Linked DNA regions of Homo sapiens: regions 2, 3, 4 and 5 are each linked to region 1. A link is a loop called in an ENCODE intact Hi-C map of the cell type or tissue named here. Cell type or tissue: Calu3. All regions are shown on one strand. Links, peaks and the distances in the headings refer to the core of each region. The heading gives the core; the rest is flanking DNA. Region 1 overlaps TMPRSS11E (transmembrane serine protease 11E). Region 2 has its middle 70 kb from the start of UGT2B7. Region 3 has its middle 27 kb from the start of TMPRSS11B. Region 4 has its middle 47 kb from the start of UGT2A3. Region 5 has its middle 52 kb from the start of UGT2B28.

Region 1 (4,951 bases), core at 347-4,346:
GGTAGAGTCCATGCAGAATTACAGAAATTGAGCAGTAATACCTTCATGAAGGAAATACTGTTCATTCTTTTCTACCCAAAGCCATTTCTTCTTTTTTATTTCACGTATATTTATTTGTTTGCTTTTATTACTCTTTATTTTTATTTAATAAATCTTTATAGAACAACTGCCATAAACAATATTATAGTTTCCTGTGAACTGTGAAGGATATAAAAATGAACCAGTTAGTGTCCCCACCCTCATGGAGTTTACAGTCTAGTTGTTGAAATCACATCTGTCTGCACATGTGAAATACACAGGTAGATATTCTAAGTACAGAGAGTTTTACAAGTAGTAAGGAGCCATGTGAAAAGAATATGGCCGTTTCTTAAAAATCTAAACATGTACTTACCGTATGACCCAGCATACTCTAGGCCATAAATCTCAGAAAAATAAAACTTATGTCCACACAAAAGCTTACACACAAATCTTCATAGCAGCTTTATTTGTAATAGCCAAAACCTGAGAACAATCCAAATGCCCTTCAGTGGGTATACAGTTAACAAACTGAGGTACAGCCCTATCATGTAATACTACTCAGTAATAAAAAAAGAATTAACTACTGACACACACAACAACTTGGACAGATCTCAAGAAAATTATACTGAGCGAAAAAGCCAACCTGAAAAAGTTACATATTGTATAATATATTTATATACCATTCTTGAAACAATAAAAATTATAAAGATGGAGAGCAGATTAGTGGTTGCCAGGGATTAGAGACTAGACACAGGCCTAGGGAGGGAGCTGGATGGCTGTCGGTAGCGTGATGTAGCCTTGTGAACAAACTATCTGTATCTTGGTAATCACATGAATCTACATATGTAATTAAATTACATAGAACTAATTACACACACACCTACACACACATATATAATTGATTGCATCCTAATAAAGTTAATGGATTGTCTCAATGTCAACTTCTTCATTGTAATATTATACTACACCTAAGCAAGATCTTACTATTGAGGTAAACTGAGTAAAGGGTACACAGAATCTCTGTGAATTATATCTTACAGTTATATCTTAACCGTATCTGAATCAATGATTATCTGAAAATAAAAAAAATTAATGGTAAGGAAGTTCAGAAGAAACGTATAGTACATCCACTTGAGGAAGTAAAAAAAGGCTTCAGGGAAGAGGCGACATTTGAACTACACCATAGATCTTGATATAATCCAGCCACTCGGTGGTTAATAAAGTTTATCATTTTTTAAAATTGAAGTCAAAAGTTAGAATGAACCCTCACATTGACAGACCACTTTGATAAATATGTTTCGGAATTATCCCAGTAAAACTTTTTGTAGAATCAGAAATTTTTTTAACTAGCACATTTTGTTGGTCTAATTATCTTGTCATTTCAAAAAAAAAAGGTATTCAGCCTGTTATAATCAAATACCATATTTTTTAAAACAAGAGTGTAGTTTCATTATAGCAACAGTTATTATTACTATGGTCTCTTGAACACCTACTAATGTTCCAAGAACTGTGCTAAGCACTTTTTAAACATTCACAGTTTTATTTCCACAACAATCATTTGAGCAAATATCATCTCTATCTTACGGGTGAGATTATAGGCTTAGATAAATAGTAACCGGCTTAATTCACTCAGTGTAAAATCTGGGATTACTTTTAAAAATCAATGTGTAAATAATAATAAAGCTATGTTTTCTGCATAATGTAAAAATAAAAGAGTCATTCAACAACATTTATTGAAGGACTGTTATATACAGAGTACTTTACTAGTGCTGTAGGAAGAGAGATCGAAGATATAGAAGAGGAACTGCCTGCCCTCTTGAAAAAAGTAATAAATATTATCGTCACATCTTCTTAACTATCTCCAATGAAACAGTTAACACAGACATGCAGATAAAACCCTTTGGTAATTACTTTTCAAAAGAAGTTACCATTTTAGAAATGTATTACCTATTTCTCTATGTACATAAAGTTTGAACTATCGCTCATATTTTCACTTTGACCCAAACTTCTATTTCTCAAATCCTTTGTAGAAGGAAATATCAAAAGTATTTCTCTTAGGAATAAGATGTCATTGCAAAATTAAGCTTTTAAAATTTCTTCTTAATTTAAATTGCTCCAGGTGCTTTTGCAGAGGGAGTTCCTCAAATCATGCAACATAAATTTTATTTTAGTTTGGAATCAAATGTCCAGAAATTTGAAAAATACGAATAATGATGTAAATCAACACGAATTAATTTTTAAACGCCATTTGCAAAGAAAAACTGTATTCTTTTGGTTTCACGAGACTCTAATTTCAGGTACAGTTCTCATTATTACTTACAGATCTAGACATCCTTCTTGATGTCAGGCTTCCCCATAGCTTCCTACAGCTTGTGGGTGCCACCTAGAGGCCCAACTACAGAATACACTGAAACAAGAGGAATCCATTTTTAACAGAACACTGAGAGTAGTTTTAAAGGTACTTATATCCTTGCTTAAAATTCAAGGTTTTCCTCAATTTTGTTTTTTCCCAGAGCATTTTGCTAAATGAAACAAAAATAGCTTATGCAAAATATTTAGCACTATCAATTCATGTCAGTTTTCATATTTTTGCCAAGTGCCTAAATGTTATCAGTTCATACTCCAGTGTTATTCAGATCAATAAACTTAAATTTTTCGTGGCAATACTGGTTTTCAGGGTAATTATTGTACAATATAGAACTTATATGAGTAGCTATATGCAATGAGGACAGACTTGGTGAAATCTCACCATTAACATGCCGTACATCATGGTACCAGTCCTAACTTCATTACGGTCTGGATTACTTGAAAGCTGTGTCTCTAACAGCTCAGTAATAATTTACCAAAACTAAAAATCATGAAGGTGGCCAATATCATGCTTTTACTCTTCAGTTTTGTTATCCAGGCAGTTAGCCATTCAGTGTCACACTAGATGCAGCAGTGAGGCAGCTTCCAGGATATTTTCTCTATGGTATCTTTCCATCTCAGCGAAGAGGAGTCTAACAGGACCATTAACCATGTATGAACTGTAAACACAGCAGCAGGGGAAGAAAAATATCTACAATCATCTCAAAATAGAGGTCTGAGCCCCAGTTCAGTTGCATGACTAGACTGTACACTAACACCTGGATCTCATTCCCTTCAAGGATTTGCTGTTTGGGAAAGTCTTAGATGAATAAAACCTTTCCAGTCAATTGTTTGAACTCTTCGTTCCCTCCCATTCCACAACACAATTATTTTAGTACATAAGCATGCTGATTGTTATTAAATTAATTTTCATCCTAGCCTCAAATTTTAAAAAAATTTACAATAAATTGACTAGTAACATTTTTCCCATCTTCCCCTTCTTTGTGGATTATCATATCATAATGTCAAGCAAATGGGTGATTTATATTTTATTGTTATATGTTGACATCCTCAGTAACAATGTTAAATAAATATTTGCTTTAATTTGCTTAGAACAAGTACATTGCATGAAGTTTGTATAATTATTATAGGTCACAAAAAAACAGAATCTTCTTCACATTTATCATAGTAGTTGTTTGGAAATGAAAATAAGGATATATCTTGGCTTCTTTCTGGATTTCCTTAACTTAGTTCCCATACTTCCTAAATGATGAAGTGATTGGTATTCTGCTGTCTTTGCTTGACCTTTCATAATGAATATGATCATTTCTAATATTCCACTAAGAAAAACACCTAATACTTTTCTGTGCCAATAAAATGTAGGGGATTTTTTTCTTCTTATATTTTCTTTCACTCCTTGTTCTGCACCTTGAAAATGGATATTTGCTGAAATGAGAGGAGCTGAGGAACTGAAGAAAAGGAGTGCTTCAAATTGTATATATGCATTACAAATTTATGTCAACAAGTCAAAATTCTGACAAAACTTCTAGAGAACAAATGAATACAGGCTGTAATGTAATATTGTATTATCTATTTCTCTATGTACATAAAGTTTCAACTATTGCTCACAGATGACAGAGTTGATCTGGCAGAAGCAGGATGCTTATGTGCGGAACAGAGCTGGGAAGAAAATACATGCATCAAGCAAACAGTTTATTGAGATCAGTCAAATCTAGCTGTTTTGCAAGTCTTCTCCAATTCTGTATCTCTAAAAATGGCCTCCACACCCAAAAAACAAAAAAAAATGTTATCTGTTCCATGAGGCTTTTCTCTCTTAGATACCAGTTTTTGAAGTAATCCAGTCCCGCAAGGCCGTAACTCTAGTATAAACACCAGGCTTGTTGGGTTTCGCACATTCATCTCCCCAGCTCACTATTCCAGCAAGGTACCAGATATCTCTAGCATCTGAACTAACCAGTGGTCCTCCAGAGTCACCCTAAAGGAGAAGACAGAAATTAGTAATTCATAATTCAGTTCATTACAGAGGAATTGGCTATTTTTCTAACTTAAGAATGTAATGAAAGGGGTAATTTTCAAAAGTATTCCGTGTGTTCGCATGCATAAGTGATTTTCTCCATCTATGTCAGTTATCCACCTAAAAGAGGACCTCCAATACCTTGAAAACTGATGAGATTGAAACCTTGAAACCTTGAAATACCTTGAAACCTTCAAAACAATGAGATTGAAGCCTCCATCTCTTTGAAGAACTGTACTCTTAACTTATGTGACACATCTGACAAAATAACTCCCTAATTATTTTGTCTATACTCTTTATTAGTGTAACATAACCCCCCAAAAAAGGGAGTGAAGAGTCTATTACTGATTTTAAAAAAACAAACAAACAAAAAAAAACAGACATTAGAGTCAGACACCAGGGTTTCTATCTCAAGTTTGGCCTTTCCATGCTGGCTAAGACCTTTAATTTATTTATCTGTAAATGCTCCTAATAATACCTACCTGTGATGAGTGCTATGAAGATGATGTAAGACAGTGAATGTAAAGTGCTTAGTCTAGCAAAAGGCAGAAC
Region 2 (4,951 bases), core at 664-4,663, 530 kb before region 1:
ATTAAATATTTGGTTGGAACCAAAATTGAAAATAAACCAGATAGATCATATATTTTTACCCTCTCTATGAAAGTCATTTGGTCACTTAATTCTGACATAACAACAGGTATGTAGGAAGGCAGAAACAGAAATCCTACATTGTGCTTTTCAAGTGTGTAGCCAGCAGAGAAGTGGAGACTGTACAGGAAGGGTATGTTAAATAGCTCAGCCAGCAGCTCACCACAGGGAATAATAGCATCTGCAAGAACAACATCAAATTTTAACTTTTGTAGTTTTTTCATAAGTTTATTATTTTAAACTACATCCTTACAGAACTTTCTAAGTATGTCATTAAATGTCCACATGATTTCTTGTACTTGTGAAAAATATGACCAAAACGTGCCTTTTGGAAGGGCTGCCCATCTCTTGACTAGTTGCATGATGATGTCCTCCAACTCAGTTTTAGTTAAAGATGCAGGATAAACTTAAGTTTAAGAGTAGGTAGGCTGTTGGGATCAAACAAATGGAAGCTGAAAATGCCAGTACAGGCACTTCATGCGCCCTCTGGACAAGCTCATCCAGGATTGTCTTTACATTCATCCAATGGCTGAATGCTGTGGGCCACACCAGCACCTTTCCACAACTTCCAGAGCTAATGTAACAGCTCAGCTGTATCAGCAGCAAAATTGAAGTCCATTTCATACACATCCTGGTGCAATGCAATGCTTTTTTCCATTTGCTGTTTCTTTCTGTCATTTATTATGGTTATATCCATGGATAAATCAATCACGAAGTTCAAATGTAACTTTTACACTTCAAAGGAAATATATTATCATTAGATTAACAGTCTGAGCATGTAGATGGCAAGGAGATAAATGAAGGTAGATGATCTATTTACACAAGTGTGTTTAATGTCCCTTTATGTTTATAAGTGCTATCTTTGAGCTAATATCAATGTTCTTGTATGGACACATCACTTGTCTTATGTAATTTATTTTAGAAAAGTTTCCAGAAACATAGTCATGAGAGGTCCATGTTTGTGCATTTTGTTTGACACAGAACTAAAGATAAAATAACAAAACATGGTTCAAATAATTTTTTGTATATTTTGTTTACATATAATTTATATACCACACAGCACCTTCAACTGAGGCATGGTGTGCAGTGCAGGCTGCCATTTTTGCTGTTTGTGCAAGTTAGCTGTCCTGCCCTTCGAGCTTTGGAGAGTCCAAATGTACATTTAGTGGAAGGAATTCCCCAGTTGCTGCACATCTGCTCTATAAAAACATGGCCAGACTGCTTCTTTAAGCAGGTACCAGATCCTGTTCCTCCTCACTGGGTGGGACTTCCCAACAGGGGACTCCAACCACTCCCACCAGTGTTCTTGTGTCTACAGAGATTTGAAAACTCCCTGTGACAGAGCTCCCAGAGAGAGTTATGGGCCGGCATCTTTGCTGTTTGAGTGACTTATCAATTCCAGTCTGTAAGCTTTGAAGAACCCATTCTGACTGGGGTGAAAATGATACACCAGAACAGCACAGCAGCCATATAAAAATGGGGCCAGACTGCTTTTTTAATTGAGTTCCTGACCCTCGTCCTCATTACTGGGTGGAGACTCCCAACGGGGATTTTTGGCTACCATCACTGGTATTCACAAGCTGACAGAGGTTCCAGGCATCCCTGGTAAAGAGACCCAAGGGGGCAGGGCAGGCTGACATCTTTGCTGTTTGGGCAACTTAGCCATTCCAGCCTTCTAGCTTTGGAGTGTCTGAGGCAACCGAGGGCTGAAGTGTACCCCCAGCAAAGCACAGCTGCTTTATGAAAATGTGGCTAGACTACCTTAAGCAGGTCCCTGATACCATTCCTTCTGACTAGGGGTCAGATCTCCCAAGTGGGGTCTCCAGCCACCTCTTAGAGGTATGTTTGTGGCAGAAACAGGTCCATATCTCCCTGGGATGGAGCTACCAGAGAAAAGGGCAGGCTGCCGTCTTTCCTGTTTCTCAGCCTTCACTGGTGATACCTCCAGGTACTAAAAAATCTGAGGTGAATAGTGACTGGAGTGGCCCCTAGCATAACACAGCAGCCCTACAGAAAAATGATCAGAGTGTAATGTGGTTGCCTGCTCCTGTATGTCCTCATCATGCAGATCTTCCAGGCCTGGGTCTCTAGCCAACACCTGCCCAATCTATCCAGCTAGTAGCAAATTGGCAACTCCTTGGAGAGAGCCACTGGGGCAACAGAAAGCCTCTCAGCCACTGCATCTGCAGTGAAACTTTCCTTGACTCCCTTGGACAAACAAAGGAGCAAAGACACTGAGCCATTGCTGGCTTGCATCTCTCTGAGATGAAGCCACAGGAACAAACAAAGTAGCAAAGCAGCAAGCCAACTGATGTGGATCCCAGAGCAGTGGGTGCAGGAGAATCTGTAGCAGTGTGGCCATCTCTGTAAGTTCAACTTTCATGAATAAGAGACCCTAGCCCTTGGGTAACAGTCAGACCTGATCCCTGCATGGTGATCCTGCACATCAGATGAGGCTGGTCTGATTTGAGACTCCTTGATCTTCTACCCTCAACTGGGGCCCCAGCCTTGCCATGCCTACTTACAGGGCAGCCAGAAACACACCATAGTTTCTGCAACAGAGGACCAGGCCTGACTGACAGAGAGTTCCAGTGACGCAGTCCCTACAACTGTGTACCAGTCTGCATGTTCCTTCCCATACTGCAGCTTCGACTGAGCCTCTCCCCTGAGAAACTCCTCACACCACTTTGCTGAGTGCATGTCTGCATGGGTGGATTTTGCTGTACTTGACCCACCAGCACACAGGAGTGCAGTGCATCCCTCCATGACCCCCCATCACATTCACTCAAATCACACTGATAGCCTTTGCAGCATTGCAAAGAGAGCTTTGATGGGCACAGAACCAGAAATCCCTGTCAAGCCAGTGCCCACCTTTTTCTGATGCTGCATAGAGGACAGGGGATCCTTCCATACCCTGAGTGATCACTTCTGCTTGCAGGGCACAGAGAAGGCACCCAGACTTGTGCTGGCAATCACCCCACCCTAAACAAACACCACCTCCCATGTAACGTCACACAGTCTCCAGCAGGGGTCTTCCATTCCCCTTCCAACTGCTTTGCTTCTGCCACTGTTGTGAACACTCAGAAAGAGGCAGACACTCCTGCACTCACTAGCACTCTGCTGCACTTGTTGCACCTTCATCACCTTAGTGCAGTAGACTTAAAGCCTTGAAAAGCCAGAGAACAAAGCTGGGGCTCAATGCAAGTCCATCAGAGTTAAAGCATACGGTCCAGGAGTTGGGAACTGAACTCTGCCCCCTCTACAAACAATGTCAGTTGGCTGAATCCACCTTATATCACAAACAAACCTTCAAGGCAATCAAATAGAATAAAAGAAAAAAAAATCCAAAGGCCAGCAACCTCAAAAATTGAAGGCAGATAAGCCCACAAAAATAAGAGAGAATCAGTGCAAGAACAGTGAAAACTCAAAAAGACAGAGTGCATTTTTTCATCCAAATTACAGCATCATCTCTCCAGCAAGGGTTTAGAACTGGGCTGAGGCTAAGATGGCTGAAATGACAGAAGTAAAATTCAAAACAGGGATATAAACAAAGTTTACTGTGCTAAATGAGTATATTGTAACCTAATGCAAGAAAGCTAAAAATAATAATAAAACATTGCAGAAGCTAACAAAGTAGCCTGTAAAGAGAAAATGTAACTGACCTCATAGAGTTGAAAAGAACACCACAAGACTTTTATAATGCAATCACAAATAAAAATTGAAAAATAATAGCAAAATAAACCAACTGAAAAAAAAATTATGAGAGCTTTAAGACAGGCTTCATGAAATAAGACAGGCAGGCAATAATATAGAAAAAAGAATAAAAATGAATGAACAAAACCTCCAGGAAATATGAGATTATGTGAAAAGAATGAGTCTATGAGTATTTGGTGTATCTGAAACAGATGGAGACAATGAAATCAACCTGGAAAGTATATTTCAGGATATCATTCATGAGAACTTTTCCAATCTAGCTAGAGAGGCCAAATTTAGAAATGCAGAAAACCCCAGTGAGATAATCAATGAGAAGCTCATCCTCAAGACAAATAATTATCAGATTCTCCAAAGTCAAAATAAAAAAAAAACATGTAAAAGACAGCTAGAGAGAAAGGCCAAATTACCTACAATGGGAAGCTCATCAGACTAACAATGGACTTCTCAACTGAAATCCCGGAAGCCAGGAGAGATTGGTGGCCAATATTCAACATTCTTATAGAAAAGAAATTGCAATCTAGAATTTCATATCCAGCCTAATAAAACTTCATAAGCAAAATAAGAACCTTTTCAGACAAGCAACAGCTGAAGAAATTGGTTACCACCAGACCTGCCTTGCAAAAATTTCTGAAGGAAGCACTGAATATCGGGGGGGTGGGGGGTGGGGAAAGAGCGTTACCAGCCTTTACAAAAGCATACTGAAGTACACATACTAGTGACACTGTGAAGCAAGCACATAAACAAGTCTGCAAAATTGCTTGATAACATCATTATGACAGGATCAAGTCCACACATATCAATATTAACCTTAAATACACATGGGCTTAATGCCCCTATCAAAAGACACTGAAGGGCAAGCTGATTATAGAACCAAGAACCATTGATATGCTGTGTTCAAGAAACCCATCTCACCTGCAGTGACATATATAGGCTCAAAATAAACCAATGGAAAATAATCTAACAAGAAAATGAAAAAAAAAAAAAAGCAGCAGTTGCAATTCTAACTTCTTACTAGACAGACTTTAAACCAACAAAGATAGAAAAATGACATAGAAGGTTGCTACAGATGTATACGATTAAGATGATGAAAAGGAGGCAGAACTAGTTTGCAGCTTCTACTCGAATGGATAGAGCAGTGTGTTGGGACTCATGTCATGAACTGTTTCTCCAAGGATTACAG
Region 3 (4,951 bases), core at 516-4,515, 230 kb after region 1:
AGAAGTTCTTGGGAGGTTTAGTATTTATGAATTTTCCTTCAAAAAAGGAGGGGTGGTGGCTGTCAGGCCTCTGAGCCCAAGCCCGCACGTATACATCCAGATGGCCTGAAGTAACTGAAGAATCACAAAAGTAGTGAAAATGGCCGGTTCCTGCCTTAGCTGATGACATTACCTTGTGAAATTCCTTCTCCTGGCTCAGAAGCTCCCCCACTGAGCACCTTGTGACCCCCGCCTCTGCCCACCAGAGAACAACCCCCTTTGACTGTAATTTTCCACTACCTACCCAAATCCTGTAAAACGGCCCCAGCCCTATCTCCCTTCACTGACTCCTTTTTCGGACTCAGCCCACCTGCACCCAGGTGAAATAAACAGCCTTGTTGCTCGCACAAAGCCTGTTTAGTGGTGTCTTCACACGGATGCGCGTGACAGTGGCAGTGAGACAAATGATTACATACTTGTGAGACATTATTTAGTGCCCAGTAAATGAACAGTTTACATAAGATAGGTGAACATTTGAGGAAAAAAGAGAATAGAGGGAGCAGATGTCTCAGGGGAAGGTGAAGGAATTATTAATCTCATCTTACCTTTGTTCTATACATGGAAGACAATTTAGCAGTCTTTTGAAGAGGCTGATTTCTGTTTAGTTAATTTATTACCTAGTATAATGCCTGTGTGACATAGCTGAACTTCTACCTCACTGTAACTTTCCTTATTTTTAGAAACAGGAAGGCATGCAGACAGAAGTTCCTCCTCAGGAGAATTGGTCAAAAACCAGTTAGAATCAAGATGGCTGACTGAGTGGCCGTAAATATATCTCAGACTTCATTATAATCCAATTTTCATGCTAAGTGACACTTCCAGCCGGGTCATGATAGTTAACAGTCGCCATGACAATGACCAGAAGAAACCATAAAAGAACAAGAACAAGGTTGGACTCTGGTTCTGATATCACTGCCCATTTCCAGAAAGGATATGAATATTCCTCCCCTCCCTTTTAATGTCCAAGCCTTTCCTTAAAGAGACTCTACATTTTAACTCCTCACCTCTCACTAGGTGAGAAGTTGATCTGTGAGCCATGTTCCTGTTTCTCCTTTCTTTGCTCCACTCGATGCTCATGTTTGGTTTTGTGTATTGGCTCTGCAATACCAAACAAGGAAAGATCCCACTTTTGGGACTACCAAGTTTATTGGGACTACTTAGGGAAGAAAACCTAATGACAGTTAGCAAGGGAAGGGTTATGATGAGGCATGACTGATCTCCCGTCCCATTATGGTTGTGAATGCAGGTTTTCTCTGTGGTTCCCTTTGTCAAGAGGAAATCCATTCAGTCAGTTGTGGGGGCTTAGAATTTTATTTTTATTTCTCAAGTCACAACCCTTTACTGACACAAAATTCTTTGAAATTTTTTCATAGAGAAAACTTACTAGTATGAAGGTGACTGTCATATATCTGGCATTCACCTACAATGGTAGTTGTGAAAAAGAACTATTACAGCCTAGCACAGCTCTGAGCAAATGTATTGAGATTCTTGTAAATCAGAATTTTGCTATATTCATATCTATATCATTCAAAAGTATACATAGCTTTGAAATGAGATTACCACCACGGCTGACAATGTAAGCTCAGTTTTGTTCTCTGTTGATAAATCTCTGATACACTGAAAAATTCTAGTTTAATATGGCTGTGTTAGAATAAGAAATATGTTTGGCAATCTGGTTCCAGGCACAAAACTCCTAAAACCCTTGGAATTTTCTGAGTGATAGAAGTTTCTTTTGTTATTCATAATGAGCTCCTTAGATTCCTGAGGCTGAGTAATTTCAGTGACCTTAGTACCCAGTTAGTACAGCACCAAAGTGTTTGTATCTTCCCTTTTCGCCTCCACTCATTTGTAAAGTACTATGCAAATACATATCAATAGTCAACCTTAACTTTCTTTGGTGAACAAATTCCGTATGGGCATATGGAGATGCCACTCCTGCAAAAACAAGTTTCTAGAATTCCCAGGAGAACTAAGAAAATAAAATACTACATTTTGGTTTGTTTGTTTTACTTTTTGGGGGAGTTTTGCAAAAATCAATTACAGAGTCAACTCAATTAGGTCAGTAAAATTCTTGTTAGGTGACATGTGGATCCAAAAGCATAGCAGCATAAATATATCAAGCAAATACCACCTACATTGTTTCTACCTCTATTTTGTGGAAGCTGAATCCTGGTAGTTCCAAAGAGTAGAATGACTGACAGCTAGCTGTTCCTTACAGTTCTGTCATTTTAGGCAGACACAGCCATCAATGAGCCATGACCTAGGAGGGACTATTTCTCAAAGAGCAGTAACATTCCTCTGTAGATGGCTGCTAGTCAAAACAGCAGCCCACATTTTCTTCCCTGTCTGCCCACAAGAGTTTTTTCAGTGGTTGCTAGTATTGCTTCCTTTTGCCTTCCCATCTCTATTTCTATGCACGCCTCTGACCGAAAAGACATTTATGTTCAATGACTTGAAAACCTTTTCAAAAAGTAATTTTGGTAGGCAAATGCCATAAATAAATTTTTTTTCTTTCTTCTTTTTTTTTTTGAGACGGAGTCTCGCTCTGTCGCCAGGCTGGAGTGCAGTGTCGCGATCTCGGCTCACTGAAACCTCCGCCTCCCGGGTTCAGATTCTACCGCCTCATCCTTAGTAGCTAGGACTACAGCTAATTTGTGTGTTTTTAGCAGAGACGGGGTTTCACCATGTTGGCCAGGATGACATTAAAAAGGTTTTCTTTAGTATGGATCTTTCTCACTTGTTTTAGAGTAACTGGAATTACTAGGGATAAAATCCAAAGAAAATTCTCAGCTCTTCACTTAAACACTGTGGTCATCTCCCTCTAAGTTCTTTGATTTTTTAATTTATTTTTTTCTGTCCTTACACACCATCTAGTGGACATGTGGGGTAATGACTAAAATGTAAGTGGTAAGAGCAAAAAGTCCTGAATCGTCAGTGAGCCAGTTTTTGAGTAATGAAATAATCCAAATAACTAAGCTTTTAAAACTGACTATTAGTTACTTAGTTTGGGTTAAAAAATGTTCCCTTTCTTTCCCAAATTTCATAATGAGAGCAATGCTGACATTTTAATCAACAATGAGAAATTTGTAACGAATGTAACACATCCTCTAATATTTTCTCAAGGTGCATCCTTTACTAAAGATGATAGTATATTGATTAATTGGTTTAAAAATAATGAGTTTAAATAAAATATTTTATCAGAAAAATAAAAACTGTAGACTTTTAGTTCACATGACTTTACTTATGGATTTGGACTTTTCAGTTAATGATGGAATATGTTAAGACATTGGGGGGACTGCTGGGAAGGCATGATTGGTTTTGAAATGTGAAAAGGACATGAGATTTGGGAGGGCACGGGGGCAGAATGATATAGTTAGGCTCTGTGTCCCTACCCAAATCTCGTCTCTAATTGTAATCCCATGATGTGGGAAGATCTGGTGGGAGGTGATTGGATCATGGGGGCAGTTTCCCCTATGCTGTTCTCATGATTGTGAGAGCGTTCTCACAAGATCTCATGGTTTAAAAGTGGGTTTCCCCTGCGTGCTCTGTCTCTCCTGACACCATGTAAGACATGTTTTGCTTCCCTTCCACCAGGATTGTAGTTTCCTCAGGCCACACCAGCCAGAAAGAACTGTGAGTCAATTAAACCTCTTTTCTTTATCTTGGGTAGTTCTTTATATCAGTGTGAAAATGGATGAATACAGAGAATTGGTACCAAGAGTGGGGTAATGCTATAAAGATATTTGAAAATGTGGAAGCAACTTTGGAACTGGGTAATGGGGAGAGATTGGAACAGTTTGGAGGGGCCAGAAGAAGACAGGAAGATGTGAGAAAGTCTGGAACTTCCTTGAGACTTGTTGAATGGTTTTAACCAAAATGTTGATAGTGATATGGATAATAAAGCCAAGGCTGAGGTGGTCTCAGATGGAGATGGCAAACTTATTGGGAACTGGAGCACAGGTCACACATGCTTTTTTTTTAGCAAAGAGACAGGTGGCATTTTGCCCCTGCCCTGGAGATCTGTGGAACTTTGAACTTGAGAGAGATGATTTAGGGTATCTGGCAGAAGAAACTTCCAAACAGCAAAGCATTCAAGATGTGGCCTGGTTGATTCTGAAAGTGTTCAGTCATGCGAGTTCACAAAGAGATGGTTTGAAATTGGAACTTCTTATGTTTAAAAGGGAAGCAGAGCATAAAGGTTTGAAAAATTTGCAGCCTGACCAAGAGGCAGCTAAGAAAAACCCATTTTCTGGGAAGGAATTCAAGCTGGCTGAAGACATTTGCATAAGTAACAAGGAGTTGAATGTTAAGAGCCAAGACAATGAGGAAAATATCTCCAGGGCATGTGAAAGATCTTCACAGCAGCCCCTTCCATCATAGGCCTGGAGGCCTAGGAAGGAAAAATGGTTTCATGTGAACTGGGCTCAGGGTCCCCCTGCTCTGTGCAGCCTTGGGACATGGCACCCTGCATGTCAGCTGCTCCAGCCATGTACAGCTTGGGCCATTGCTTCAGAGTGTGCAGGTCCCAAGCCTTGGTGGCTTCCATGTGATGTTGGGCCTTTGAGTGCACAGAAGACAAGAGTTGAGGTTTGGGAACCTCCACCTAGATTTCAGAAGATGCATGAAAACACCTGGATGTCCATGCATAAGTCCGTTGCAGTGGTGGAGGCCTCATAGAGAACCTCTACTAATACAATGCAGAGGGGAAACATGGGATTGGAACCCTCACACAGGGTCCCCACTGGGGCACTGTCTAGTGGAGGTGTGAGAAGAAGGCCACTGTCCTCTAGACCCCAGAATGGTAGATCCACTGACAGCTTGCATTGTGCATCTGGAAAAACCACAGGCACTCAACACCAGCCTGTGAAAGCAGGCACAGGAGCTGTACCCTGCAGAGCCACTCAAGGCCATG
Region 4 (4,951 bases), core at 275-4,274, 410 kb before region 1:
TTTGTTGGGGGCCCCATCTTTGGATGGTAAGTCCGTTGGGTCTGAGTGTACTCAATAAAGATATCCTCCTCTATATACCCCAAGGTCTCTCTCGGGTCCTCCTGATCCGCTACACACCTGGTGACCCACATGGGACTGAGAGACTGCAGCTTGGCTGGCTTCTTTGCCTGTGGGCGGTCTGGGGCCTCGGCTGTGGGAGACCCTTAACTTCAGGACCCATCAAGGGAACTTAAGCCCAGAGAAAGGAGCTGTTCTCCCGCGTCCCCGGTGCCCCTCCCCTGACAGCACAAGGGAACCCGGAGGGGTTGCAGGACGGTTCCAGGAATGGCGCCCTTTCTTCAGAACCATGGTAAAGTTTTGGGGCCCAAGGCAGGACCTATCCCATAAGGACAGAAGGGGAGCCTGATCACCTCCCAGGGAGTGACAACTAATCCAACACAGAGAGGCTGGGGGACGGTGAGAGTGGCTCACAAATTTGGATGAAACTCACACCCCAACCAACACAGGACGCGAGAGTGGCTCGCTAAGTTAGTTCAGAAGGAAACTGGATGCAGTGAGAGCGGTTCACTGCCCCAACCAGGATAGGGAACTGGGAGCGGGGAAGTGTGTGAGTGCGTGTGAAAGAGACAGTTCTGGGAGGAACCAACGGGAATGACATGTGTGGAGCTGCTGATCTCTTAGTGTAGGCTGTACGCTCCGAGCAAAATGTAGGACCAACCGGGTCCAATCGGTCTAAAACAAAAGGAAAGGTGAATGTGCTGCATCATAACTGGGAGGAAATGGGAGGAAAATCGTGGAAACCCACCCCATTGGAATGTATGTTAAAGAACTTTAAGAAAGGCTTTGCAGGGGTTGAGGGAGTCAAGTTAACCCCTCAGATGCTGAGAGCTCTCTGTGAATTAGAATAGCCCTTTTTTGGTGTTGGCTGGCCTGCCAAATGTGCTACAGATAGGGAGAAAATTGGCCGTGTGTTTAAGGTGGTGACCTGAGTTGGAGGACAGTCAGATAATTCAGACCAAATTTCCTTATATTAACTCATGGCTGAATGCAGCCCTGTTTAGCAGCTTATTGAAGAATGCTCACAGCTCAAGCCAAGAGAAATCAATTGTGCTGCCAGCTACAAAGACAAAGTGAAAGCTTCGCCTGTAAACAGAGTTAAAGGGAAAGTCACAGGAGCTTGTAGCGTGAGCAAACAGAGACAAAAAGAAAGCCACAGGAAAAACCAGTTTTTCAAGAACCACTGGAGGGAAAAGAGACCCCTCCTCCATATGTTCCAATCTACCCCCGCTTTCCCCAGGTTAACTGCCTCTGAGGAGTCAAGCTCAAATGGATACATGCCCCCAGTCTCTCTTGAGAGGGAAAAATCTGAGCCCTCACTCCAGGAAGTTAAGGTGAAATGCTAGGAAAAACAGGCAAGCCACCTCCAGTCAGGTTGTGTTAGGGCTATGCAAATGCCTCTCCTGGAAACTAGAGGACCCCCACTAGAACCCAAAGGAATGAGGCAGCCCAACTATAGCAGCTGCCAAGATACCAAGAGGCACTCCTGCAAAATTTAAGGGAAGGCGGGAGACAGGCAATCAATATAGGAAAAATCTCAGAGGGGCATCAGGGTGCAGATGAAAGCCCCAGCCATTTTTATAAAAGACTTGGTGAGGCCAGTGCATGATGAACATGGCATTTGTAGAGCAGGCCCAGGGGGATATCCAGTGAAAATTGCAGAAAATGGAAGGTTTTAAAGGGATGAATGCTACTCAGCTTATTGAAGTGGCCACGAAGGTGTACATTAACCAAGATCAGGAGGCAAAGAGGGAGGCTAATAGAAGGCTTGAGAAAAAGGCTGATTTGCTGGCAGCATCCCTCATGGATGTGGGTATGGACATGGGCATGGAAGAGGCCAGTCTGGACAGGGATTTGAGGGCCAGCCGAGGCTGGAAAGAGATCAGTGTGAGCGGTGCAAAAGAAAAGGACACTGGAAGGATGAGTGTCCAGAGAATAATAACAAGGAGGACAGTCAGGGCATTCAGACCAAATTTCCTTATGTTAACTCATGGCTGAATGCAGCCCTGTTTAGCAGCTTATTGCAGGATACTCGCAGGTCGAGCTGAGAGAAATCACCTGTGCTGGCAGCTGCAAAGACAAAGTGAAAGCTTCGCCTGTAAACACAGAGTTAAAGGGAAAGTCACAGGAGCTTGTAGGTTGAGCTGAGCAAAAAGTGAAAGCTTCTCCGGCAAACACAGAGACAAAAAGAAAGCCACAGGAAAAACCAATTTTGCAAGAACCACTGGAGGGAAAAGAGACCCCAGGGCAGTAGTATAGGAAGGCCACCTACTGGTGGCTGCCACACCAGGGAGGAACCAGACATCGATCTGATTGGACTGGCAGGGGCTGAAGGATATGAGGGTAGGACAGACCAGGCTGCTTCTCTTTGGGACCCGAGGAGCCCATGGTCAGATTAGAAGTTAGAGGCCAGCTAATGGACTTTACGGTAGACACCAGAACTAAACACTTAGTAGTGACCTGACCTATAGAGCCACAATCCAAGAACTGTGCAACTATTGTAGGAGCCACTGGAGTCTCTGAAAAGTGGCCTGTCGGTCAAAGAGGTGTGTTATAGGAGGATGAGAAGTCCAAAATGAATTCCTATACCTCCTAAATTGTCCAGTTTCTTTGCTGGGAAGAGACCTACTTCAAAAACTGCAGGCACAGATTACATTTGGGCCGCAAGGGAATGTAACTTTAAACGTAGTTTGCCCAGAGGCTATGATGTTAACCCTCACTGTCCTGCAGGCTGAGAAATGGAGACTATGCAAAAAAGACTCCGGAACCAGGAGTAAATGAAATGCATGGGTTACTTACTAAAATTCCCAGAGTTTGGGCTGAAAGTAATCCACCTGGACTGGTGCCAGCGTAAATCAGGCACCGGTGGTGGTAGAGTTAAAACTGGGAGAAACTCCGGTTCGGGTCCGACAGTACTCGCTACTCCCTGAGGACATACGGGGTGTCCACAAACATTTAGAGTGGCTTCATAAGCATGGAATCATAGCCAAATGCCAGTCACCATGGAACAACATTCTCTTGCCAGTGCGGAAGCCGTCTGGGGAATATAGGCCAGTACAGGATTTGCATTCAGAAAACCAGGCCACAGTGACCATCCACCCAGTGGTGTCAAACCTGCATACCTTAATGGGACATATTCCAGCAAGTGCCACTTGATTTACAGTCCTAGATTTAAAGAATGCATTTTTCTGTCTCCAGTTTGCACCAATTAGTCAGGCTAGTTTTGTTTTTCAATGGGGGTAAATCACAGTACACTTGGACAAGATTCCCACAAGGATTTAAAAACTCCACTACAATCTTTGAAGAGGCACTGGCCTCAGATCTTAAAGTCTACACCCCACCGAATAGTTACTGTGTCTTGCTCCAGTACATTGATGATCTTCTTCTAGCAGCCCCAACTCAAGAGGACTGCTTCCAAGGGACCCAAGACCTCCTGCACCTGCTATGGAAGGCAGGATATAAAGTGTCAGGGAAAAAGGCTCAAATTTGCTTTGAAAGTTTCCAATATTTAGGCTTCTATATAAGCTAAGGGAAAAGATGGCTTGGTTGTGAATGGAAGCAGGTGGTTTGTGCACTTCCTACTCCAACCACCTGGTGAAAAATAAGAGAGTTCCTAGGGGTAGCAGGGCTCTGCCACATCTGGATCCCAAATTTCTCACTCATGGCTAAGCTATTATATGAAACCACAAAGTGGGGGAAAAGGAGACCATCCTCTGGGAGGCCAACCAGGAGAAGGCCTTTAAGGAAATCAAAGAAGCCTTGACTCTGGTCCCAGCTTTAGGACTGACAGATCTAACGAAGCCTTTCTTTTTATATGTCCACGAGCAAAAGGGAATGGCCATAGGAGTTCTAACTAAATCCATAGGATCATGGCACTGCCCAGCGACGTACTTATCCAGGCAATTAGATTCTGTGGCATTTGGATGGCCTCCTAGTTTTAAGGCATTAGCTGCCACTGCTCTGCTGGGACAGAAAGCTAATAAACTGACTTTAGGACAGCAAATGACGATCCAGGTACCACACTCGGTTGTAACTTTGATGGACCAAAGGGGGCACCATTGGTTATCAAATCCTAGAATAACTCGATACCAAGGGCTCCTATGTGAAAATCTCTGCATAATTTTAGACTGTGAATACCCTAAACCCAGCTACCTTGCTTACCATTGAGTCAATGCCAGGAAGCCCCCTTCAATGCTGTGTGGATGTGGTAGGTGAAGTGTTCTTAAGCCAGAGAGATTTGACAGATCAGCCCCTCGGGGACCCCGACATTGGATATTTTACTGATGGGAGCAGCTTCATACTAGAGGGTGTCCGCCAAGCTGGGTATGCAGTGGTGACTTTGGACTCAGTAGTGGAGGCGAAGTCTTTGCCTACAGGATCTTCCCCTCAGAAAGCAGAGCTGATAGCTCTGACAAGAGCTCTCCAGTTAGCAAAAGTCCAGAAGGCAAATCTTTACAGAGACTCCAAATATGCTTTTGCCACTTTGCATGTTCATGGGGCTATTTACAAAGAAAAAGAACTCTTAACTGCTGGAGGTAAAGAAATAAAGTACAAGGAAGAAATTCTATGACTCTGAGACACTGTATAAGCCCCCAAACAGGTAGCAGTAATGCAATGTAGGCAAAAGGCAGGAACATTAGAGGCTAAAGGAAGCAGAAAGACAGACAAAGAGGCAAAGCAAGCTGCAATGGCGACTCCACCTTCTAAACAAGAAGCCTTAGCTATGACTCTCCTCCCAGAGATTCCCCTTCCAGAGACCCCAAGCTACACTCAAATGAAAGGGCTTGGTTTACCCAGGAAAATGGGAATTACGTTGAAGGAGGATGATGGAAATTCTCCAATGGGAAGCTAGCCATACTTGAAATGTTGGCCCCCAGATTTGTAAAACAGTTCC
Region 5 (4,951 bases), core at 591-4,590, 830 kb before region 1:
GAAATTAAAAAAAAATTTCAAACAAGAATAACATCTGGCAAACTTGTCCTTCAAAAATCATAGAGGAGTGAGAATTTCCCAGGTGTAGAAAAAAAAATGATGAGGGATATAATCAACGCTAGACTTAGAAGAAATATTAAAAGGAGTCTGTCAGACTGAAATGAAAGTATGTTGGGCAGGCCAGGCACAGTGTCTCATGCCTGTAATCCCAGCACTTTCAAAGGCTGAGGTGGGCAGATCACCTGAGTTCAGGAGTTTGAGACCATCCTGGCCAACGTGGTGAAACCCTATCTCTACTAAAAATACAAAATTAGCTGGGCATGGTGGCAAGCACCTTTAATCCCAGCTACCTGGGATGCTGAGGCAGGGGAATCACTTCAACCTGGGAGGCGGAGGTTACAGTGAGCCGAGATTGCAAAATTGAACTCTAGCCTGGGCAAAAAGAGTGAATTCCATCTCAAAAAAAAAAAAAAAAAAAAAAAAAATAGTATGCTAGGCAAAAGCACAGAAAAATAAAAACTTCACTAGTAAAGGAAAATATATAATCAAATATAGAGTTCTGTAGTTAATGTTGGTGCATAAATTACTTTTAGTTCTGATATGCAACTTAAAAAACAAAAGCATAAAATAGCTATAAGTGTACACAAATTAATAACAATATAAGAAGATATCTTCAGTGATATTAAGAATATTAAGTGGGGATGGGTGATGTAAAGGGACAAAGTTTTATATGTGATTGAAGTAAAATTATAAACTTTAAAGTTTTTTTCATTTCATTTAAATAGTTTGTTATAATTTTAAAATGCTTCATGTAATCCTCATGCTAAACACAAACAATACACATAAAAGATGCAAAAAAGGTTGTGAAGAAGGAATCAAAACTTATGCATACAGCAAAAATTTGTAGTATGAGAAAATGTTATAGCAAAAAATAACCATATTACAAATGATGAAACATCTCAAATAAGCAACCTACCTTTACACATCAAGGAACTAAGAAAGGGAAAACTAAGTCTAAAGTTTGCATAAGAAAGCTACCTTTTCCATAAAACAGAAAATAATGAATGTTAAAGAGAGTGTAGACAAATAGTAAGTCTTGGGCCCTGTCTATAGGAATAAAAAATGGTGAAGTCACTATGGAGAAGAGTATGAAGCTACTTGAAATAAAACAGAATTAGCATATTGTCGAACAGTGTCACTTCGGGGTATTTTTCCAAAAATAATAAAAATCAGGATCTTGAAAATATATTGACAGACCCATGTTGTGTGCAGAATTATTCATGATAGTCAATGCTGGGCTTCCTAATCCTTCTTCATATGTATCTGGCAGCACATCAGGACTGAGAGACAACATGTCTTTTGTATAGAGGCTGGAGAAATCTTTAAAAAATTAAAAATTACACCCTAAACAAAAAAGAAAGTCTGATTTCATAGTCCATTAAAAAATCAATGTCTGGTTTTCAAAAGAAATTATGAAGTGTATAAAGAAACATGAAATTACTGCCCATTCAAAGTAACAAAATAAACTTACAAAAACAATTTCTGAGAAAGCAGAGACACTGAAATCACTACACAAATGATTTTAAAATAACTGTCTTAAATGTGTCTAAATAACTAAAGGAATCAATAGACCAAGACAAGAAAACAATGAATGAACAAAATGATATCAATCAAGAAAAAGAAATTAAAGAGGAAACCAAAAGGAAATTCTGGAGCTGAAAAGTACAATAATGGAAGTGAAAAATTTACTGGAAGGTTTCAAAAGCAGATATTAGCAGATAGAAGAAAGAATTGGCAAACCTGAAGAAAGAGTCATTGAAATTATTCAGTCAGTTAAAAAAAAAGGAAAACAAATAAACAGAACCTAAGAAAATTGTAGGGTATTATCAAATAAACCAAAATATACACTGTGGGAGTCTGAGAATGAGAAGAAGCAAAGAAAAGGATGCAAAGACTATTTCAAAAACTACTTGCAGAAAATAAGAAAAACGTAATAAAGTGCATAAATCTACAAATCCAAGAAGCTCAACAAACCCCAAGTAGGATTACCTCAAAAAGATCCTCACTAAGACACATTATAATCAAGATGCTCATAGTCAAAAGAGTAAGAGAAACTTGAAAACAGGGAAGTGACTCTTCATAAATAAATCATTTTTTGTAAGATTACCAGACAATTTCTTATCTGAAACATTGGAGCCAAGAAGCGGTGGACTGACATAATTGAAGTACTGAAAAAAAAATGTTAATAAAGAATTGTACATCCAGAAAAACTGTCCTTCAAAAGTTAGATAGAAATTAGGACGTTTTCAGATTTTTAAAATGCAGAGAAAGTTTACTATTACCATACCTGCCCTGCAAAATATGCTAAAGAAAATATTTAGTTCTAAATAAAAGGCTGCTGGGCAGCAATGTAAACACATGTAAAGGAATAAAGATGTGTAGTGAAGGTAAATTCATAACAATTATAAAATATAATATTTTTGTAATTTTGGTTGTGATTCTACTTTTTTTTTCATAATTTAGAAGACAATTGCTTAAAAGACAATTAGTAATCCATGTTATTAGGCACACAATATACAGAGATATAATTTGTCACATCAGTAACAGAAAAAGAAGAGTGATGGAACTATATAGCAGTAGAGTTTTTATTCTGTTAATGTTAATAACCAATAAGTCAGAAAAGAAATCACAAAGGTAATTATAAAATACTTTAAAATCAATAAAAACACAACATGTCAAAACTTTGGAGATGCAGTGAAAGCAATGCTCAGAGGAAAACTTATACCTATAAATACCTATATTAGAAAATGATTAGGGGAAAAAAACTGATTTTCTATATATTCACTCACAACACAGAATTTCCAGCCACCAATATGTGGATGTTTTACCTTCACAACAATTCAATTTAATTCTCAACTGACAACTGTTTTTCCTACAATTTAATTCAAGTATGCCACTATCTACATGGCAATAGCATGAGATGCCACAAGTAAAGGGCTTAATCTCACTGGTCTTCAATCCAGACGCCAGTTGCAAGTAGTGAGTCTCCAGGCTATCCATTAACTACTGACTGGCTTGGCTACAAATTATGACCCCATTCTCAGGGTGAATAATTTACTAGAGTGACCCACAGGATCTTTCCAGGGGCTGGGCTCTAGCATTATCCAATATTGCTTAGACTGCCTGACACAGTTCGCTAAAGCCTCACTATCTTTCCAGCCTGACTCTCATTTTTGGTTTATTTCCTGGAAGAAAATTTCCTATAATTATATTTTCCCTGAATGCTACTCCTCACTAAAAACAAATTCAGGCATTCCCAGGATAGAGAAGATGGCACTCATCTCTCCTAAGACACTTTTCCATTTCATGAACCAGTATTGGTCAATCCACCAAGCACATTGTTTCCTCTGTATATCAATAACCTGAGTAAAGTTAGAATACATGTTTTGCACCCCAAAATGTTAGATGCCCCATAATAAGTACAGATAAGGGGTAGTCATAGAAAAATGTAATTTCATTTGTATGCCAAAAGGCCTCCCATATCCTTCCTTATTTTAGGGTGGAGCTGTTTCCCAGGGGAACTCAGATTCAGCATAAAATGTCCACTGCTTAATTCTGCCAGAAACCCATTGCTTTTGCATTCACATTTGTGGATAACTTTCTCTCCATAAATCAAAGTTAATGTGTTTGTGATTAGCACACTGTGGCTGCTGGGTGGGCTGTCATTGTTCATTATAAAGCTTCTAAGCATTTTGTGATCAAAATGTACAGTTATGCAGTGATCTGTCTTCTGAGAGTCATAAAAAAACACCATTTAAAATTCTAGTAGACAGCAAGTCCCTACATTTTCTTCCAGGAAATAAAGAAAAAAAATGACATCTTCTTTAGCAGAGACAGCCTGAAAAATAGGAGTCAAAAAACTGCCTATTTACTAGAGTTCCTTTTAGTTATTAACAGTTGATCCAGTTCATTAACATATAGTACAACCAGAGTGTCTCCCAGATTAACATCACGCACTTTTACAGGCTGCTGTTTCACTTTGTCGGGTTCCAAAAGCGCAGCTGATCTTGGCAAACATACAGCTTCACAATTCCAGACATCTAGTATAATTGTGCTAAGAGATCATATTATGCTCTTGCTCTGAGCCTTTCTGGAGATAATAATATATTGTTGTATTACCTTCATTGCATAACACACTTATTCATTCCTTTAACCTCAGCGATGATTTCTCTTTCCCTCCATCTGTCATTTATTTTTACCCCAAATTTTCTACTACTAGAAGTGTTGTGAGGTCCACCCACTGGGCTAGCCCTGATTGCTGGCAGCAATCCTAGTCTAGAAAGTTTTTTCCTTCCAGTCTACTACCATTTATATAGTATATGGTTATATAAATACAGAAACCATGGTCTATCCTGACCACGATTCAACATAGTAGTATTTACTGTTAGTTCCAACCTTGCCAGATACGGTGAATGCACCACAGTCAACTTTATCAGGTCCTTAAAAATTCTGACACAAAGGTTTAAAGTTATAGTTGCAAATTCTGGTTTAGGGATTATCCTTGCTTCTGGCATGAACACTTGCATCCCTGGTCTTGGGACCACTGTGAGAGGTGCAAAAAAAAAAAAAAAAAACTTGAGATGATCTGATGGAGAAATATATAGTTGCACCAGCATCCTCCTCATTCCCTCTTTCCCAGAGACTCCAGAAAAGTAGGGGTATGTATGGAGTAGATATCCTTTGTTAGTAGGAATCCCCCTTCATGTTGAATTGAGCACACACTTATGAAGGCATGTAGGCCCATCCTTCATGTCTGTATATCCTTCTGATTTAGATAGTATCTTACATCATTTATGCTGCTTTACAAAATACCTGAAGCTGGGTAATTAATAAAGGATGAATATTTTTTTTTCACAGTTGTGGAGGTCAGGGGTCTAAGATCAAGGACCAA

Evidence for each region. Hi-C counts contacts between places; a loop is a spot of excess contacts. Peaks named below come from ENCODE experiments on the same cell type or tissue, not always from the same donor. Only the 100,000 strongest peaks of a DNase experiment are listed, where the experiment ranks them.
Region 2: a loop joins it to region 1, with 13 times the contacts of the local background. A loop is called at or near these places in 9 of 110 quality-filtered maps.
Region 3: a loop joins it to region 1, with 5 times the contacts of the local background. A loop is called at or near these places in 15 of 110 quality-filtered maps.
Region 4: it touches region 1 in a loop (4-fold over the local background); 4 of 110 quality-filtered maps call a loop at or near these places.
Region 5: a loop joins it to region 1, with 3.0 times the contacts of the local background. A loop is called at or near these places in 4 of 110 quality-filtered maps.

The regions. Positions count from the first base shown.
Region 1 is chr4:68,496,052-68,501,002 of GRCh38, reverse strand. TMPRSS11E (transmembrane serine protease 11E) reads right to left here. Exons shown (of 10, transcript NM_014058.4): 10 at 3,399-4,360. The coding sequence ends at 4,199. Among named protein-coding and RNA genes, the nearest start is that of TMPRSS11E, 51 kb to the right of the region's middle. In Calu3, for the core only: no CTCF peak of the experiment used is centred there; a DNase peak (open chromatin) is centred at 2,382.
Region 2 is chr4:69,023,567-69,028,517 of GRCh38, reverse strand. It overlaps the pseudogene UGT2B26P. Among named protein-coding and RNA genes, the nearest start is that of UGT2B7, 70 kb to the left of the region's middle. In Calu3, for the core only: a CTCF peak has its summit at 3,094; a DNase peak (open chromatin) is centred at 3,107.
Region 3 is chr4:68,269,935-68,274,885 of GRCh38, reverse strand. No RefSeq gene overlaps it. Among named protein-coding and RNA genes, the nearest start is that of TMPRSS11B, 27 kb to the right of the region's middle. RefSeq lists enhancers at 1,716-2,290, 2,291-2,866. In Calu3, for the core only: a CTCF peak has its summit at 2,934; no DNase peak of the experiment used is centred there.
Region 4 is chr4:68,902,273-68,907,223 of GRCh38, reverse strand. It overlaps the pseudogene LOC101930041. Among named protein-coding and RNA genes, the nearest start is that of UGT2A3, 47 kb to the left of the region's middle. RefSeq lists enhancers at 1-696, 697-1,588, 2,480-3,372. In Calu3, for the core only: a CTCF peak has its summit at 2,343 (motif pointing left); DNase peaks (open chromatin) are centred at 383, 1,103 and 2,333.
Region 5 is chr4:69,329,629-69,334,579 of GRCh38, reverse strand. No RefSeq gene overlaps it. Among named protein-coding and RNA genes, the nearest start is that of UGT2B28, 52 kb to the right of the region's middle. In Calu3, for the core only: no CTCF peak of the experiment used is centred there; a DNase peak (open chromatin) is centred at 3,059.